Regions from separate parts of the Homo sapiens genome. Here region 1 is linked to region 2. The links are chromatin loops, found by intact Hi-C in ENCODE. Cell type or tissue: IMR-90. All regions are shown on one strand. Links, peaks and the distances in the headings refer to the core of each region. The heading gives the core; the rest is flanking DNA. Region 1 overlaps NALCN (sodium leak channel, non-selective). Region 2 overlaps NALCN (sodium leak channel, non-selective).

The links. Peaks named below come from ENCODE experiments on the same cell type or tissue, not always from the same donor. Only the 100,000 strongest peaks of a DNase experiment are listed, where the experiment ranks them.
Region 1: it touches region 2 in a loop (2.0-fold over the local background); 3 of 110 quality-filtered maps call a loop at or near these places.

What each region holds. Positions count from the first base shown.
Region 1 is chr13:101,396,036-101,398,968 of GRCh38, forward strand. The region is part of intron 2 of NALCN (sodium leak channel, non-selective); the gene reads right to left. Among named protein-coding and RNA genes, the nearest start is that of NALCN, 19 kb to the right of the region's middle. In IMR-90, for the core only: no CTCF peak of the experiment used is centred there; DNase peaks (open chromatin) are centred at 1,896 and 2,356; H3K27ac peaks cover 139 bases.
Region 2 is chr13:101,305,581-101,308,513 of GRCh38, forward strand. All of the region lies in intron 7 of NALCN (sodium leak channel, non-selective), which reads right to left. Among named protein-coding and RNA genes, the nearest start is that of NALCN, 110 kb to the right of the region's middle. In IMR-90, for the core only: no CTCF peak of the experiment used is centred there; a DNase peak (open chromatin) is centred at 1,871; H3K27ac peaks cover 418 bases.

The DNA of each region.
Region 1 (2,933 bases), core at 420-2,919, 91 kb after region 2:
TCTTTATTTTGGAGAACACATTTTATACAAATTTAGCCCAGACATCTTTCAAAATTCCACAAAATAACTTTCTGTGCAACACTACAGGCATGTCTGCTGTCTGAAGATTTTCTTTAACCCCAAAATAAGAAGAAAGAATTAAAGATAAGTGTGTGTTAACATGAATATATATACAGGACATACAATCACTCATACTCAATATTTTATTATGAAAACTAGTATCTAGGATTAAAAAAATACTTAACTGCATCTCCATGCTAAACCCACCACAATTAATATTACCAGTTAATCAATTAGTATACAATTCTTAAACATAATCCAAATACGTTTTTATTGACTATCTGGGACATATATGAAATTATGATAATTCTTTAATATAATACTCTGAAAAAAATTTTAGTCTTGTAGTAGATGGATTCTGCAGCTATATATACTAGCAAATACTCAAGATGAAAAATAGAAAAGACTGTCAGAACTTTCAGGAGACTCAGACACTTGCAGCTGAGGAGTTATAATATTTATCTGACAGTTATAATATTTACATGAAGATATTTTGCTGCTAATTCCATACCACATAAGCCACTGATGATTCAGTTTACTTTAAAGGTTGATGTATTTTTCATGCAATTTGGAAGCACTTCAATAAACATTGGTGTGTGAATTTAGCCCCATCTGGACTTTCAACATAAAGAATCTAATTATACAAAAGAGCTTCCAAATATAAGTTCTTCAACAACAAAAGTGTTTTTAGTTTAAAGACATAATTTTAATGAAGAATTATTAATTTTAGTAAGTGCCTCCAAGGCCACATCTTTTATACTACCTTCTTCATAAGTTTGTAGAAAGCTCTGTAATAAGATGGACACTAAGAAAAAGTTAGGGGTGCTTCATTCTCTATTCCATTCAATTCTCTAAGTATGAATGAAGGCCTACTATGTGTCAGAATGCTGGGAATGGAGAACAAAATATGGAAGCAACACACTTCTGACTCCTGCTTTGCAGTCCAAGAAGTAAAACACCTATGAATGTATTATATATATATATATATATATATATATATATATATATATATATACATACACATACATATATATAATGTGTGCATATACACATAGCATGTTATATGTATGTATATATTATGTTTCATGTAAATACACATACATGTAAACACATGTAGTCTGGAAGGCAGATTAGAGAAAGAAAGACAGACTGGGAAGGACAACAAAGAGTCCATGCAGATCCTGCATGTATCATGGTTAGGGGAAAGACAAGCACTGCAAGAGGCAAAAACATGTCACATTATATAACATTATAAAACATGTTCTAGATAAGACATAATATACATATATCATGTATAGTCTCACGTATATAACATATATACATATTACATATACATGTTATATGCATGCACATATAAATATATGTACACATTATACATACATATAATATATATGTATATGCATATGCGACATGTATATATGTTATATACACATGATATTTATATGTGTGGGTAATATGCATATATGTTAACACATATAACATATATGTGTATGTGTAATGTGTATATATGTGATATACATATAACCTGTTATATGTTTATATGTATGTGTATATAACATGTATATATACCTAAGACAATAGATCCATAAATATATGTATATTATATAAATATACACACGACCTACAATGTATATAATGTAAATATACACATAATATATGATGCATATAAAAATACAGTTATTTATAGATAACTTTATATTTACATACAAATATAAAACAGGCTAAGTGGAAAGAGAAGAGAGGTACATTCTGTCTGTGGTGGAAATAAGCCTTTCAGAGGAGGATGCCAGAGGTGACATCTCATCCAGTCCTAATGGATGAGGAGGATTTGACTCATCAGAGGAGCTGGGAAAGGGTCACTGGGGCCAGGGAGCAGTACGAGCAGGGAAAGCAATGTGAACAATCCAGAGAGCCTAGAGGAGTAGGAGGCTGCTGATGGGGCTCAAGTGGACAGTGTGCTGACACAGGAAAGGAGCAGTTGCTGGACAGGTTAGGTCCTGAATGAAAAGAAGCAGGAATGTCACACTAACGTATTTTAATTTGCAATGAAGGTAATAGGGATGCTTCCATGATTATAAAGCAGAAGCGTGATGTGAATAAAAATAGAAATATAGAAAGAAATGTGAGCAGGCAGGGAAAGTAACCTGGAGGGCAGATTAGAGGAAGAGAGACTGGGAAGGACAGCAAAGAGTCCAAGCAGATCATGTGTGTATCATGGTTGGGGGAAGGACAAGCACTGCAAGAGGGAACAGGCCATTTCCTTTTGTTACTTCAGCATCAACCATGAGATGAGTAAGAAGTTGATCCTGCTTGGTTTTGCAGAGCTGAGATTCCAGCACTCATGGATATGCATGCCTGTCAGGCTTAGTTCTGGTTACTATGCTTTCTGGCACACAGTCGTGCCTGGCCTAGCAGTTCTTCTCAAATCCTCATCAACTTAATTAGGCGGTGAAGGTGACAAAGTTCTTCAGAGATACCATCCATTATCTCATTGACCTTTTACTCAAATTTTGCAAATCAGAAGGAGACCTTTAATTCCAAACATGTGCATATTGTCTCACGGATTCAGGAACGTTGACAACAAGTAAAGGAGGTTCATTCAGAACAGGTTGCTCATCTTGGACCCCAGCTTTGGATCAGCCTAAGAAGTGGTATCATCTCTACACCATGTGACTCTGAGGACAGGGTGCACAGCGTGGGGAGGGGAGGGGATCAGACTACCCAGTGCATCTTCCTATGTGAGTAACTCATAGCGACATCTCACTATTTCATTGGATTGTTCTCTACTTCCAGACTCTGAACCTCATCCATATTCTACTGCAGCTCAGATATTTCGAAGCCAAAGGTACATGATATTTGAATTTGTCAATCAC
Region 2 (2,933 bases), core at 319-2,818:
TCAAGGTTTTAATCTTATTTGCACGACAAATTCAAGTCCAACAATACCTCTTGTCTCCTTTTATCTCAAAGCTTTAATTTTAGGGAGACACAGATTCTGTACAATGTAGGTTATACCATTGTTTATCTCATTTTATTGGAAAAATGCAGTATTTATAAAAGTTTGTCCAAATTTTAAAGTTTAAAGTTGTTTATCCTTTTTGTCCCTTTGTAGATTGTAAACTCCATGAAAGCAGCCACTCTGTGTTGGTCACCACCATATTCCTAGGGCCTGGGCCAGTGCCTGGCAGATGAAACACAGGTATGTTAATCTGGACAAAACATAAAATGTAGATTAAATGGGCAAAGGAAAGTAACAAAGCAGAGAGAGGTCAGGGAGAGGGGCTGGTGGAAATATTCAAAGAGGAAACACATGTAAAAGGGAAGAGTGTGTTGGACCATGTGAAGAGCCACAATTATAGAGGTCAGCAGACTTTGAAAGCCGGCCAGTCTGCTCATCTGCCATCCTGGAGGGTCTCCAGGAGGGGACTATCCAGATTAATTTCCATGAATGGTGCCCGAGGCCAGTTGGTGACCCACACCAGCTGCCAGAGCTCCCGAGGCTGCAGACCTGCTTTGCTGACTAAGGATGCCCCAGGCCCTCATTGCCAGACTCAGCCACCTCCCTTGAGAGGTGCTGCATTCCCCACATCCCTTCCCACAGTATCTATCACGCATTGCTAGCTCAATGGCTCCACTTGTCTCCAGACACTGGCTTCCATTTCCTCTGCAGATGCCCATTTCATGGCCTCATGTGACCCTTCTCCCACGTCGGTCCTCAGAAATGTGGGCCAATGGGTTGTTTTACCCTCTATGTCGAGAAATTCCTCTAGGTCCAGCCGTGCAGGCACTGACAAAGCTGCTTTGGCCTCCCCTCTGCCCTGCCCTTGTCCTGGTGATTCTTTTATACCAGTCCTGATGCTGGCTTTGACTTTAGAGCCATTGCTTGTGTAGCTTCAGTGTTCACATGGCATTTGCAGGAGGTGGGACACCATCGTCCTCCACCTCAGCATCCCAAACGTTAGAATATCATCACATTCATTAAAGTGGCTGAGACTTGTCATGAATTGCTGTGGGTCAGGCTTGGCTCATTTAATCCTCACTGACACCTTAGTACTACAAACACCATTTTACTGATACAGAAAGCGAGTTAAGCCATTTGCTAAGGTCGCATGGCAAGGAAGTGCTACTGTGGGTTGGATCCTGCCCTCCATGCAAGCTTAATCCCCTGTCCCTATCAGGCTTTCTTTGTGTGGAGGAAGTTCAGGTGCTATTATCAGGTGCATTTTCTTGGACTCTGAGAACCCAGGCTCCTTCCTGCGGTTTCTGAGGTAAGGGGTGGGGCTCTGAGATGCCTTCAGTCCCTGGAAGAGCCAAGCATAGGCTGGGTTTGAAGTTCATGTTGTTGCATGATTATTAACCACAACCAATAGACATGAGCATCTTGTTTGGGGCCATTATTGTTATGAACTTCTAAGTCAGGGTAAGGTCTCAGCTTCATTTTCCTGCTACTATTATGGAGATCCTTGGGTGCTTAGCCCCTCTTTGTCGCTTGGAGAAAAACCTCATGTTTTGGTATGATTAGCTTCTGAGCAGAGCGATGGTGGTCTGGGCCCCATTAGACAGCTCCAACCCATGGAAGCCACAGACAACTGTTGGCCACAAACCCAGAACAGTCATAACTTTGAACTTCCTAGGACTGTCACAGATTACACAGATGGAGAGAAACATCCTGTTACACACCAGGCCTTTCTCTATTTCAGTTCTCCACCAACACACTGGCAAGTCGTTCTTATCACTCTTACATTAAAAATGAAAAGACTGTGGCTTAATGAGACTAAACACATCCCTGAGTTCACCCAGAGTGGATGTCTGGAGCGGCATTCCAATGAATCCGTGCTCGCCTCCACAGACTATGTTCTTTCCACTCTGCCATGCATGTCTGAACTTTCTGAAACTTTTCTTGGCTTGGTTTTGAGGAATTTGAACAAATTCCTGTCTGGTATACTTTGTGAGAGCAAAAATTCTGCTTTTAAAGTTAAACAGACTAGCCCAAGAAAAGGGAAGGGAGGAGGGGTGAAATTTCCTTCCTGCATTTTGGATTAGCAATAGTTCTTCTGTGCTTTTGCTTGGGTTGAGGAGAACATTTCTCTGCCTTCTCTGCACTCTTAGCTCCTCAAATGATTGTCCAACAAGAGTAGGTAAAGATAGTTTTAAATATTCTTAGAGTTCTAACCAAAATCCGATATTTAAAATTTAAAAAGCAGCAAGATTTTAATTATTTTCACTAATCTGTTAGGTAAATCAGAACAATATAAAATTTAGCAGTGACTCTGGTTTAGCTTTTGGGTGTATTGGGTGTACCTTTTGGATATTCCATACGATTACTGAAATTCTAACTATGGCTTTGTTCTGTGTTAAAAATGTAATCATTTGAGAAATATAAAATAGAGAAATTAGTTTATAACAATAAATTTGTTTTGACTTCAATAAATGAAGTCAAATTTCATGGCTTCATTTTTGGAATATATTTATAATGGACTGGGCATTTTGTCCTTTGGTTATTTAAGCCTGTAGTAGATATTGCTGCTTGCGACTCTAGACTCATTCTTCTCTTCTTCCTGGGCGCATGGCTGCTCAGTGAGGGAATATGTTTCCTAGAATTTCCTGCAAGGAGTTGTGGCCTTGTGACAAAGTTCTTCCTGATGTATGCAACTCCCAAGCCATCTACAAAAACTCCTTCCCTGGACTCATTTTTCCCTTCCCTTCCACCAGCTAGAAATAGAGAAGCCAAGGACAGACTTGGAGAGTAAGTGTTGAGTTTGGCAGAGATGCCACAGAGGCCTGCACTTTGGGATGACTTCATGGGGCCCAGCTCATCCAAATACCCACATA